Linked DNA regions of Homo sapiens: region 2 is linked to region 1. A link is a contact called in ENCODE Hi-C or POLR2A ChIA-PET data. All regions are on one chromosome and are shown on one strand. The core of a region is the stretch at or near the end of the contact, and the rest is flanking DNA. Distances in the headings are between cores, read along the strand shown.

Region 1 (7,385 bases), core at 4,012-6,511:
TGTGGTTGGGCACTGTGGCTCATGCCTCTAATCCCAGTGCTTTGGGAGGTCAAGGCGGGCAGGTCACTTGAGGTCAGGAGTTCGAGACCAGCCTGACCAACATGGTGAAGCCCTGTCTCTACCAAAAGAATACAAAAATTAGCTGGGCATGGTCGTGCATGTCTGTTGTCCCAGCAAATCAGGAGGCTGAAGTGGGAGAATCTCTTGAACCTGGGAGGCGGAGGTTGCAGTGAGCCGAGATCACGCCACTGCACTCCACCCTGGGCAAGAGAGCGAGACCCCTTTTAAAAAAAAAAAATTGCAAACTGTTCTGCAATTTCTGAGAGCAACTATTATGAACATCACACTAATTTGTAAGTACCTCCAGAACCATGAATTGGACAAAAATGGGTGCTTGCCATTCCTGGGAAAATATATTTTGTCATACAGGAGTCTGTTACATTCGTGCTACCTGAGAAGAAAGAGCTCACAAGTTAAATTTTCTTTTCTGTTACCAAAGCACTTCTGCCACGCAAGTCCTCCCTGCAAGCCAAAGAATCTACATACTGACATTAACACTGATACTACATGAAAGTTTCATGGTATTTGGACATAGTTCCTGTTGTTTCAAGGTCCTAGGCCAGTCATGAGAGTTGATATTTAGGATTGTTACACATTGTAATGCCTACATGACCTAGGTGAATTTCTATCCTGTCTTAACCCTGCTTATCTTTAGGAAACAGGATGCCTGAGGTCTGAATTTCCCCCTTGTGATCTAACTTACTAAGACTGGATCCAAGATGGCAGCTCACTTGACCTCTGAAGAACCTCTAACTTCATTATAGTCTAATGTCCATGCTAAACGACTCTCCCACCAGTGCCATGACAGTTGACAATCACCCTGACAACAGCCAGAGGAAACCATGAAAGGACAAAAAGGAAAGCGCACTCTGGTTTTGAGCGGTTCTCTGCCCATTCCCAGAAAAGACATGAATATTCCTCCTCTTGCTCTTAATGCTTAACCCCTTCATTAAAGATGCCCTATATTTGTGATATACTCACTTGCAAGAGCTATGAAATTGATTTGTGAGCCAAGCTCCCACTTCTCAATTCTATGGCCATCGAACGAAACCTGAACTGCTTGATGCTCACTTTTGTTTTTGTGTATTGGCTTCTGAACTGAACAGAGAAAGACCCCATTTTGGAAAGACAGACTTTGTCAGTAATAGGATCTCCCATTCAGAGCTGAAGGCTAGATCCCATATGATAAAGCAATTTGTTCTTGCTCTTGTTTTATGCTATCTTTTGAAAACATTAATTACACCTTATTTTAGTTCTCTTATGTTCTTTTAATTTATAATTTATTCCTTTTCCTTAGATGGTAGTGCCTCTGACTTTTTGGTTTAATGTCTTCATTCATAGTGTTGATCTTGCTTAAATGCTCGGTAAATTTTGTGGTCTATCTGTTCATGCTTGTGATTGCTAAATTATGTTTTATTTAGTACCGTCTCTCTTTTTGTAGAGAAAGGATGGGAATTGCTCAGAACTGCCTGCTTTATGTTTTCATTTTAGTATGAGTTTTTTCTGGAGTTATGTAGAGCAAATGGTTCCTACTCTTGCTAACACTTTCACCTGTGTATGTGTTAAGTTGCAGTCTTTATTTGCTGTCTTCCCATAAGTAAAATCCCATCTCCTTTCTATCCTAAAGAATTCCTCAACATTTCTGATCCTCTATTTCCAGGACTTGAAGTGGGAGAGGAAGTAGGTACTTAATCTTAATCTAATCTCTTTCCTTTTCTTTTCTTTTTTTTTGAGATAGAGTCTCACTCTGTCACCCATGCTGGAGTGCAATGGTGCTATCTCGGCTCACTGCAACCTCCACCCACCGGGTTCAAAGGATTCTCCTGCCTCAGCCTCCTGAGTAGCTGGGACTACAGGCGTGTGCCACCACACCTGGCTAATTTTAGTATGTTTAGTAGAGATGAGGTTTTACTATGTTGGCCAGGTGGTCTCGAACTCCTGACCTCAAGTGATCCACCTGCCTCAGCCTCCCAAAGTGCTGGGATTATAGGCGTGAGCCATTGTGCCCGGCCTCTTTCCTTACTTTTCCAAAACACTTTAAGAAATACCATAGTGGAGCAAAACAATAATGTTTACAGAAAACGCAACTGCACAAACATAGATGCCTCTCAAAATTAACCCTGTGATGAGTGATAGCAACACTCCGTAGGCTTCAGGTCAGTCCCTCTCCTTCTTAATGTTCACCTCCCACCTGACTCCCAGCCTATCCCTCATAGCAGCCAATATTCTATTATTTCCCACCATAACATAAGATGAAGCCATACTTTCGACCAGTTTGTCCCCTTTCCAGCCATGAGAGACCTAAGATTTGAGCTTTTTTGTCTCTTTAGGCCTGAGGATGTATAGAGATTACTCAGGTTCCAGGGTGAGGAATGTGCTGTTATTGGCATAGTAAATGAGACTTCAACACACTACAGGTGAAGCCCCTTCCCACCATTAGCCCACACTAGAGCAATTCTTTAAGCATTCAATAATCAGAACCCACATAGAATGTTAATTGCCTCACATCTGGTAACCAGAGAGTTATTCTGTCCTCTGGATAGTGTACCCTATGTTTTTATTAGCTTTTAGTGCCCACGATATTTGCACTTATTCTACTTACAGCAGCTACAACCCTAAGATGTGATTTTTCATTCATCCTGTTCCCCTGAAATGATTTTGGTTTGGCCACGAACAGAGGACTTCACATATATCATTTATTTATTTGTTTCATGAATACTTTTAAGAATGCAGTCTGCATAATGGAAACAGTTCCTGCCTTTAAGAGACTTGGAAGTTAATAAGAGGACTGACCAAGGTCACCAAGACATCCAATATGAGGCAGTGGTGTGAGATAGGTGGCACTCGAGGGCAGACTTGGTGCTTATTTGATTTTGGGGGACTGGGAACTTCTTCATGAAGGAAGTAACTTTTGAGTTGAGCCAAACAGGATGAATAGGATGTTCAGAAACAGGTGGGAGACAGGCCGGCACCATCTTAGCCTGTTCAGGCTGCAGTAACAATACCATAAACTGTGATATGATTTGGCTCTGTGTCTCCACCCAAATCTCCTGTTGAATTGTGATCTGAACGTTGGAGGTGGGGCCTGGTGGGAGATGATTGGATCGATGGTTTCTTATGATTTAGCACCATCTCCCTAGTGCTATCTTGTGGCAGAGTTCTCACAAGATCTGGTTATTTAAAAGTGTGCAGCACTTCCCCCTTTACTCTTTCTCTCTCTCCTGCCACCACCTGAAAACACGCTTGCTTCCCTTTTGCCTTCTGCCACGACTGTAAGTTTCCTGAGGCCTCCCTAGTCATGCCTCCTGTACAGCCTGTGGAACTGTGAGTCAATTAAACCTTTCTTTCTTTATAAATTACCCAGTCTTAGGTAGTTCTTAATAGCAGTGTAGGAAAGACTAATACAAACTGGGTGGCTTATAAAAAATCAAAAATTATTTCTCAGAGTTCTGGAGGCTGGTAAGTCCAAGGTCAAGGAGCTGGCAGATTTGGTGTCTGTTGAGAGCCTGCTTCCTGGTTCCTGTGTCCTCAGAAGGTGGAAGAGGCAAGGGAGCTCTCTGGGGTCTCCTGTATAAGGGCACGAATTCCATACATGAGGACTCCACCCTCATGAACTAATTATCTCCCAAAGGCTTTACCTCCAATCCAAATGCCCTCACATTGGGGATTACATTGGGCATATGAATTTGGGGTTGGGGAACACAAACATTCAGTCTATAGCAAGAAGAAACAGGTAGTACGGTAGGGGCAAGATCTGGGAACAAGAAGAAGCTCAGATAAAGAGATGGGCATCTGTAGGGTAGTGGTGGGAGATACCAAAAAAATCCAGACAAGGTTCTAATGTAGAGGGTACTCAATGCCATGCTGAGACATGAGGGCATTCAGTGGTCAGCAACAGAAAGCCACTGAAAGTAATTAAGCAGGAGAATAACATGCTTAAATATCTTGTTTATTATAGCCCATCATCTCAGTCTGAGCTCCTTTTGATCTTGAGTCTGTCATTCAAACTATGGAATTATCTCTTCTAGCACTGCCACCCCCTGCAGGTTTGATAGACATCTTCAATTATGCTTTTCTAACTAGACTATCAAAGCATACAAAATTCATAGCCCTCATCATATCCCTAACAGTGACTTCCCTCCAGGTTGGTGATTATTAAGAATCTTTGGGCTATGCTTATCTAACCACAGAACTCCCATGTATAATGGCATCCAGTCCATAGTTTTCAATGATAGTAGCAGATATTATTGATTACTTACTATGTAGTCAGTACACATGATTTACATTCATTATCTTATTTAAACCTTTCACCAAGCCTCAGGGATGAGGCTCTTGACACTTACTGTGAGTTCCTTGAAATTGCAGTGACTTTCCTGTCCCAGACATTTGAATCATCATTCTATGTTTTGAAGCTTGATTGAAAACTAAATACATTATGAATTTTATCAAATAAATCCTTCATAAAACCTTCAGGTATTTGTACCCCCTTTAATATCCACTTGGTTAGTAGGAAGAGTTGTAGAATTCACAAGCTCAATTAGAGACTTCATTTTTTGCTTGTGTTTTTTGAGGTTATATGAAACGTTTTAAATGTGACCTGGGAGAAGAGTGAAATAGAGTTTTAACTTAACCAGGATGCATGATTTTAAAAATCGAAGTAGGCCTGAATTTCCTGAAAATTTTAAAATAATCTAGTAGTGCCAGCATGAACCTTAGTCACTTAGGCAATAGAGAAGGTTTTCATGGAAATCCATTGGTCTGTTTTAAATAAATACCTTGAATATTAATAGTATAAAAGAGCATTATCTAAGTAATACTGAAGCTTATTATCAGCTGAAACTTTCTTGATCATGATGGTTAGCCATTTACGCTCACATCTGTTAACAATGGTGATTGCTTTCATCAGGAAAACAACCTTTAGATATGCAAATAGCTCTTTCTGAGGATCCGGCAAGATGGCAGAAGTAGAGCAGAAGAAGAAGCGGACCTTCCGCAAGTTCACCTACCGCGGCGTGGACCTGGACCAGCTGCTGGACATGTCCTACGAACAGCTGATGCAGCTGTACAGTGCGCGCCAGCGGCGGCGGCTGAACCGGGGCCTGCGGCGGAAGCGGCACTACCTGCTGAAGCGCCTGCGCAAGGCCAAGAAGGAGGCGCCGCCCATGGAGAAGCCGGAAGTGGTGAAGACGCACCTGAGGGACGTGATCATCCTGCCCGAGGTGGTGGGCAGCATGGTGGGCGTCCACAACGGCAAGACCTTCAACCAGGTGGAGGTCAAGCCCGAGATGATTGGCCACTACCTGGGCGAGTTCTCCATCACCTACAAGCCCGTAAAGCAATGCCGGTCCGGCATCGGCGCCACCCACTCCTTCTGCTTCATCCCTCTCAAGTAGTGGCTCAGCTAATAAAGGCGCACATGGTTCCAAAAAAAAAAAAAAAAAGATATGCAAATAAGTGTGGTAGCTAATATTCTGTCTCCTTTCCTTCACACCTCATAGATTTTCAATCCCCAGATGTATTTTCATCTTTAGAGAAATCAAAGGTGTGTTTCCTAATTATGTTATACTTTTGCATTAAGTTTAATGAGTTAAATTATAAAACTTTTTCCATTTATACCAGTGGGGTTAGTAAATGGGCCTCTGGCTAGGGGCTATTATAGCCCCTAGGCTATTATCTCATGATCTTCCAAGTACCAGAGATGGGTAGTGTAATGAAGGGCCTGGGGTCTGGTTCAGGACATGCTTTCTATTTTACTGAAGAGTTCTCAGAACAGAGTGTGCTCTGCTTTCTCTGGTTGCTCTGGGGATTTCTGTTCACTAAAATTGTTGCCTAACATTACACTAATGACTGTTCCTTAAGAGCTGATTCTTAAGAAGGTAGGGCATGACCTATAGATTTCCTCGCAGACTTGGTACAATTCACAGGAAATAAACATAGAGAGGTGAATTACTTGTCAAAAATTACATTGCTACTAAATGGCAGATCCAGGATTTGAACCCCTAAGGTCTATTATAGAAAATGTGATATATTATCTTGTGTGGTACTCTGGGGAGAGGCCATGTTTACTTGGTAGGGACTTTGTCTCTTCTGTTTGGCCTTCGATTTCCTATCTAAAGTAAATGTGCTCTAAGTGTCAGCAAAGATAATCGGGCTTAATGGTGGAGCAGAAAGTTGGCCAAATATAGCAAATGTCATTATATGAAGGAAGAGCTCATTAAGTCTCACTCAGCTATCTTTCAATAGGCAGAGGGCTTTTGGAAAGAAGGCCACCTTGTTTGGAATTAAGTTTTATTTTTATCATAGTAGTCTATGTATAAAGTTTATTTCATTTTTTATTTCTTTATTATTTTATTTTTATTTATTTTTTGAGACAGAGTCTCGCTCTGTCTCCCATGCTAGAGTGCAGTGGTGCAATTTTGGCTCACTGCAACCTCCATATCTGGGGTTCAAGCAATTCTCATGCCTCAGCCTCCTGAGTAGCTGGGACTATGGGCATGCACCACCACGCCTAGCTAATGTTTGTATTTTTAATAGAGATGGGGTTTTGCCATGTTGGCCAGGCTGGTCTCGAACTCCTGGACTCAAGTGATCTGCCTGCCTCAGCCTCCCTAATGTCGGGATTACAGGCATGAGCCACCACGCCTGGCCACAAAGTTTATTTTAAATCGAAGAGGTCTACGAGGATTTTATGAAAGCCAATAGTCTATCCCCTATTTCACCCAATTTTCAACTCTTCCATTTTCCTTACCTCCACATTTCTATATAGAATATTTCTTAACTTTTCAAGTTTAGAGAACATATATTGACTTCCTACCATGTTAATGATATGATAAATACACATTTATTATTTACTTTATACCAAGTATTTTTATCAGTACATTATATATAGATATAAACTCATTTTATCTTTATGATAACTCTTTGAAGTAAGTAGTATCATCTTCATTTTCCAGATGCAGAAACTGAAGTACAAAGAAGTTGAGTAACTTACCTAAGATCATACAGCTAGTAGGTGTCCTGGGATGTGAAAAAAGGCAATTTGGCTAGGAAGTCCAAATTTTAAGCCATTTTTCTGTGCACCTGCCCTCCATTCCGGTTTACATTCTCTTCCTAACTACATTTCCTACATTCCTCTAATTTAATTTTGGTATGATTTTTGGTTAAATTAATTGTTATTCTTTACATTATTATGGTTATACCAATGCAGTGCACTGCCGAGCCATGTAATGTACTACTTGTATGTTTTCTTTCTTTTTTCTCCTTCCTTTTTCCTGTGATTGATACTAGCCTTTTTGAGGGCCTGAATTTTTATCTACCTATTGTTA
Region 2 (6,780 bases), core at 1,449-3,948, 84 kb after region 1:
TTGACCTGATCGGAGAACATACTGCAGGAAAACTGACTATCTGAGGTCAGGACCTGAGTGATGTGTGTCTGTTTCAGGATATGTGTTGTGTGTGTATGTTTGTGTGTGTGTGTGTGTCTGTCTGTCTGTCTATCTACCTACCTAACTACCTACCTACAAGCCAACCCACCCACCTATCTATCTCAGCTGATGTAGGAGTTTTGAGCATCCCTCTGTCTCTGCAATATTGAGAAAAGAATCTGTGTTCTCTTAACTAGGGGTGACATAAAATAAGGAATTCAGGGGAATGAAATTGATATCTTAATGAATGAGATATAGGCTGAGTATTCCTTATCCAAAATGCTTGGGACCAGAAGTATTTTGAATTTCTAATTTTTTTTTTTTTGGGATTTTGGGATGTTTACATATCCACAATGATGTTATCTCAGGGGACGGAACCCAAGTCTAAACAAGAAAACCATTTACGTTTCTGATACACTTTGTACACATAGCCTGAGGGTAATTTTCTACAATATTTTAAAGAATTTTGTGCATGTAACAAAGCTTTGACTACGTTTTGACTGTGACGCATCAAATGAGGTCCGGTGTGAAATTTTCCACTTGGGTCTTGTCGGTGCTCAGAAACCTTCAGATTTGAAGCATTTCAGATTTTGGATTTTCCGATGAGGGAGGCTTTCAGAAGGGTTGTGGCAATATATGTCACAAGGTGGTGAGGGTCTGGAATAGAATAGGAGTGGGTGGGAATGTGGTATATGAAGAAAGAAGTAGGGCATTGATGGAGAACTCATTCTTTTTCATTTAATGCAAATAAAATCCCTCTCTAGTATTCTGCATGGCATTTTTTGTTCTTTGGCATCCTCCAAGCCTGCATGCCACTTTTAAGACAGAAATAGAGTCCTTGAAATGCAGAATTCTGTCTGCTTTTGTATACAACATTGAAGATTAATGTTTGTGAGGACTAGATAGACAAGGACTAGGGGCAAAGTCACCAGCCAGGGTGTTCTTCCTCAGCAGTTGGAATCTGCACCATCACAATCGCCTTGGCTTGGATGGCTTTTCCAAGTGTGGTTAGGAGATGAGCAGAGAAGTGCATTATCCTACTGTCAGCAGGGAGCCCTGGCGTCTCGTGCCCTGGCCTTGGTGTGCTCACTCACAGACATTCCTCTTTCCTGAAGTTACTATCCAGGGATCCCACTTGACAATTGATTATGTGCTGTTTTCTGTGAAATTTCTCGAGTTTCTTTGTAATGTTGTGCATGTCTCTATGTAGCTGTTTTCCTAAATGGATGATCCTATCCCTGGAAATACCAGACCATGTCTTATACCATTTGGTATCTTCTCCCATCCTTCCTAATGCCTGTACCAGTGTCTCTATGTGTTACAGCACTGAGAAGGCAACGAACAATCCACAAAAACCAGGCTGATGAATTAAAAATCTCTTTGGTGACGCTGAATACACAGACTGTGCAGCGTGTTGGTGAAATGGAGAAGAAGTTGAAGACCTCACAAAACGGTCTTTTAATTAAGATTTTTGTATTTGTTCTCCAGCTGCCTGGAAATTCCAATAAGACAGTTTTAATTAGAACCAACGTTCACATTTCCCCCTGAGAACTATCAACATTTCGCTAACCCCAATTTTTAAGAATCAAGCTATGGAGACCATAGATAACTGACTTTGTATCTGTTTTTCCTTTTAAAAGTGGAGTTCAATGCATGTGATGGTTTTTTTTTAACCAAAACACTATCCAGCATGTGGCCTATTTTGTACACAAATGCTACCATGTGCAGCATGTAATGAGTATGCGGTCCACAGTCACTTGTGCTGGTCAGTCTTACCTTTTGCTTCATCTGGATGCCTCCGGGAGCTGGATTGTGGCACCCTTAAGCAGGGGGACTTTCCAGACTGTGTGTATTCCTCCCAAGCCCTCAAGTATCCTAAAAATCATTTCATGAATCCTCCATCAAGTCCCCATTTCTCCATTCAGATGCCCCCGATTCCTTCCCTGCTCCAGACCCTCAACACCTTGTGCATGATGAATTGTAGCAATCCTTCTGAAGGCCTTCTGAAGCCATCCTTCTGAGGCCATCCAGCCTTCACCTGACCTCTTGTGAAGTCTTGCATAATTTAGAATCTGTATCACGTAATTTATAACTCAAATTTTCACGATCCTGAAAGATGGAGTATTATTTTGTGATAGCAGGATGTGCTTCTGGCCTTCCTGCTGCCTCTTCAAAAATGCTCAGCACAAACCTAAGTTCTTGGCTACTCCAGATAGGGGGGCAGGACAGACTGCTGGAATTGTAGGGAGGCTCGTGGGAGGGGGGTTGCCTGGGCTTGCGTTCCCTGCATCCCCTGTACCACTCACACCGGTGTGGGCCCTTCTGGGCAGTCATCAATAAAGAAAGTCAAAGAAAGCCATCGCCAAGCTTCTGAAGACTTATAGGCAACAGCCTGTATAAGGGATAGTAAAAATAAGTAGACACAGCTGGCAGTCAGACGTCTGGGTTTGGAAATAATGATTCAAATCGATGCATTGAAGGTAGGAGTGCCAACTCCAGAGAACCAGGCAGGGACAGCTGGAGTGAGCCCATGCTGGCAATTCCCTGAATGCAGCAGGTGTCAGATGATGACATAATGCACACATGATTCAATAATGGATTAGGGAATACAAGGAAAAGGTGACAGAAAAGCAAGAGAGGGATCCGAGGAGTGCCGACCAGAGAGGCAGTTCATGTAGCCTCATTAGTAAAGCCCCCAGGGGCTGTGACTGTCCTGCGCGGGCTTCCAAGTCCACCTGAGAGTTCTGATGCTGTGCTGACCCCATGGCACATCAGGGGCAGCGAGCCTGCTGTCCACACTGGCTGGGAGAAGCAGCAGCCAGGCAAGAGAACAACAAACAGGGGCAGGCAGCCACCCACCAAGAGGACATGTGGAACCAGGCAGCACGCCATTTGGAAAGCAAGTCTATATGGGAGTGGTCACTATCATGGAAAGGAAAAAGAATGGGAAAACCTGAGATTTAAGAAAGACCCAATGCTGTTCTAGAAGCATCTTCAGAAAGAGCAATAAAGCTTCTTTGGGGAAGTCACAGGACACAGACTCTCCAGGGTGGAAGGGATCTTGAAGAGCACAGAGGCCAAGTCCTCATCCATCTCTCGACTTCCTTCATGACTCATCTGAAGACGGCTGGATTGGTCTATGTCTGTACCCTACCCTCACCCCACAATCCCAGTCCACCCTATCTCAGAACAATTTCAAATGCAGGGGAGGATCAGAGATGAAGATGTTACTCCAAAAGTATACATGCAAAGATGTTCTGGAAGTGCTACTTCTTAACTTGTCTGGTCTTATAGTCTGTGGTTGAAGTGAGTTTCTCCACTTCTAGAACGCTTTAGGTCTTGTTTCCTGTCCTCTTTGAAAAGTTTTATTAATAATTACGTGCTGCCCTTCTATTACTCCTACTTTCCATACCCTGGAAAGTATACACGGTTCTAGAATATTCCATTAGGAGGGCCAGGTAAGGATTCTTAAATATGAATGGATTTTATCATTCTCTGCCTGTTGTCTTCACACATTTGTTTCTTTCTTTTTTTGAGACAGAGTCTCGCTCTGTTGCCCAGGCTGGAGTGCAATGGCATGATCTTGGCTCACTACAGCCTCTGCATCCTGAGCTCAAATGATCCTCCTGCCTCAGCCTGTCAAGTAGCTGGCACTACAGGCATGCTCCACCATGCCTGGCTAATTTTTGTATTTTTTTGTAGAGACGGGGTTTTGCCATGTTGTCCAGGCTGGTCTTGAACTCCTGGACTCAAGCGATCCACCCACCTTCGCCTCCCAAAGTTCTGGGATTACAGACCTGAGCCACTGCATCTGGCCTTGTTCTCTTCACACATTTCTTAAATGGAGCTCAATCCCTGCACTCATTAATTGAAGGTCAAGGAATTATCATTATTCACTGGGATCATGGTACCAGATTGATTTACTAGCAATATTTTAGTTTTTCTTTGTGTACAAAGTCTATTCATGATATGATAAAACCTGAGACACAAATCTCAATGAATGAAGTTCTTGCTTTCGGCAAATGTATTATTATTAAATAACATCAATGCATAATAAATAACATTTTAAAATTTATAGCACCTTTTACATTTTCCCTGATGGGTCTCAAGGGACCTCACAAACACCTGTTCAATCAAAGATAACAGAAAGAGCATTATTTCTCTTTCACAAAACGAAAAAACTCTGAACCAGAGAAGGTGAGACATTTACTAATAATTCTGTTTTCAGTTTCTGTATTACTAGTTTCCACAAGAGTTCAGCAACAAGATTTCAAGGACTTTTCTTTTTAACGATCTGAAAATGAAGAATGACTCATCATACTATAGGTGCCCTGTATATGCTTCAAAATAAGTGTGTTTTTTGCTCAGTTCTTGTGCCTTCTCGGACCCTCATGACAACAATAGGAATAAACCTACGTAGAAAGTCTATCTCAGTAGTAATGATTGGGGCAACCGAATGGACTCGACTGACTCATATTTCCCACACATCTTTAAATTTATAGCTGGCCTCTGACTATTTTAGAAAGCCTATGATTTGAACTTCATCCAAGTTTTAACAGCAATAAAATTCCACAGGAAATGGGTTCTTTAGAATCCAAGAAATGCACACTTAGGCTATTGCCTACAATCAAATTATTCTGCTGTTGGAGTTGTGTTGCTGGAGAGAAGATGATCCCTTCTTCCCAGAAGAGGCCATGTTTTCCCATATCACAACATGCATAGAATTGGCACTGGTCAACACTAAACCTTCTATAAGCATGATGAGGACAACTTCTGAGCAGCATCATCAAGCTTGCCTCTCCTGGGCCACTACAACACCTGCCTCCCACCTTGACAAGCCCTGCGTCAGGCAGGCATCATCCCAATTTGGCCTTGCAAGTTGTTACACGAACATCCTTCAAGAGTGATGCCTGAAACAATCAGTTGCCTTTTTGTCTCGCAAAAAGCCTTTGCTCTCATCTCAGCTTAGAATGTCCATCCATCACAGTTAGCAGGGCTGGGCCAGCACGGACCTCCAGAATGTGCAATGAGCTTTGTAGGCAATTACCACTTTCTCCAAGGGCTCTGTAGGATGAGGGTGAAGTGAATGTCATTGGAACGGTAGCATTGTGGTCTAAAAGCTGCATTCTGCCACAGATCAACATGATGAAATGTTTAATTTAGCCTAAAATTATTTATCTGTATCACCGGCCATGCCTCAACCACATACCCCTCAATATGTAAACAACAATAGATTTATCTGTTTTATTTCTGAGAAGATAAGATAACCTGAGAATTTCTTTATAGAATTTGTAGAATGGACCCTCTCCTTGAGGCTGGTGGCTTCCCTTTCTGAAGCCAGGATGATTTTATGACTCACTGGCAGAAGCAAAATGACTCTGAGATGGTTTCTTGGTGTGGGAGGAATTGAGGCAGGGGGCAGGTGCCAAAAATTTTGCATAACCAAAATGAACGAAAACAAAATCCACATGTAGGAATGAAGGTATTAATCAGGAGGTATTAGTCTTCATGTATTAGTGAGAATTTTTAATCCTTGTAACTCAGTTTGTCCTAGAAGAGCAAGTGGACAATGGGCATGGGTTTGTGGGCTTTAATGAAGATGTGAAGGTTAGTGTTTTGGTCCATTTAGTGTTGCTATAAAGGAATACCTGAGGCTGGGGAATTTATAAAGAAGAGAGGTTTGTTTAGCTCATGGTTTGCAGGCTGTACAAGAAGCATGACACCAGCACCTGCTTCTGGGGAGGCCTCCGGGAGCTTCCACTCATGGCAGAAGCGGAAGGGGAGCCAGTGTGTGCAGAGATCACGTGGTGAGAGGGGAAGCAAGAGAGAAGGTTGGGGTGCCAGCCATTTTTTAAAAAACCAGCTCTTATGAGAACTAATAGGGTGAGAACACACACATCCCAAATCCAGGGGTTCTATTCATGGGAACTAACAGGGTGACAACTCACACAACCCAGAATCTATTCATGCCCCCATGAGCCAAACATCTCCCATTAGGCCCCGCATCGAATAATGGGGATTGAATCTCAACATGAGATTTAGAGGGGACAAACATCCAAACTATGGCACTTAGAAATATAGCATGCTCTGCAACTCACCAAGGGGTGCCAGTTTTGGGAATGTAAAGGGAGGGCAGCATGCATGCCTGAGTGGGTGGGTGGGGTCTGGGACACACTGGGCTGCAGGAAGGAGGGACAGTGACCAAAATAGGTACTTTTGTCAACTTAGCATAAATTAGCCCTGCATTTGATCCTGGGCATCCCTGGAAGATGTACCACCTGGTTGATCTATTCTGTTCTATTCTGGTTACTTCCCACCTTGCCTGTATAGGAGGCCCTTTAGACACCATCTCTCAGTAATCATGGTTTGATAATCTCACCAGCTGTGGGAAGGGTGAGGCCCCTTTTTTGCTTCTGTTAACAGTTCAATATCAGGAAATGGTCCTCCTCCAATTAAAATTTTCTTTAAAATATTAAATGAAATATTCTTTAACATATTAAACTAAATATTGGATGTGTAAAAATATTTACACTACATGAAAGGTGAAATAACAGTATGCTCAACAATAAGCTTAAAAACTAGAACATTTTCAGTAACTTTGAAGACTCCATGAGTCCTTCCTTTTCCCCAATAGACTACTATTATCATGGGCTTATATTCCTTTTACGTTTTTTATAGTATTTATAATAGGTATGTACTATATATGTGTCTGTGTGTGTA

Evidence for each region. Hi-C counts contacts between places; a loop is a spot of excess contacts on that map. ChIA-PET counts read pairs that join two places held with the same protein, here RNA polymerase II (POLR2A). Pooled maps may share reads with other maps.
Region 2: a map with no recorded cell type shows a loop between it and region 1 (4-fold over the local background). The contact joins the promoter of SLC35F3-AS1 here to the enhancer-like site in region 1. A Hi-C loop is called at or near these places in 1 of 168 maps with a recorded cell type or tissue (pancreas), 1 of 37 single-sample maps with no recorded cell type and 6 of 50 pooled maps. POLR2A ChIA-PET finds 5 or more read pairs at or near these places in 2 of 52 experiments (A549 and activated CD4-positive, alpha-beta T cell).

The regions. Positions count from the first base shown.
Region 1 is chr1:234,354,772-234,362,156 of GRCh38, reverse strand. It overlaps the pseudogene RPS15P2. Among named protein-coding and RNA genes, the nearest start is that of COA6, 15 kb to the left of the region's middle. RefSeq lists enhancers at 4,971-5,020, 5,041-5,150, 5,201-5,300, 5,341-5,460. Within about 2 kb of position 5,261, at least 8 of the 41 ENCODE cell types and tissues checked have a DNase peak (open chromatin) inside an H3K27ac peak, as active enhancers do.
Region 2 is chr1:234,268,940-234,275,719 of GRCh38, reverse strand. It overlaps SLC35F3-AS1 (SLC35F3 antisense RNA 1), which reads left to right and starts at 2,698. Exons shown (of 2, transcript NR_183711.1): 1 at 2,698-3,518; 2 at 4,289-5,312. All of the region lies in intron 3 of SLC35F3 (solute carrier family 35 member F3), which reads right to left. LOC105373206 (a long non-coding RNA gene) reads right to left here and starts at 2,657. Exons shown (of 2, transcript XR_949283.4): 1 at 1,837-2,657; 2 at 1-1,552.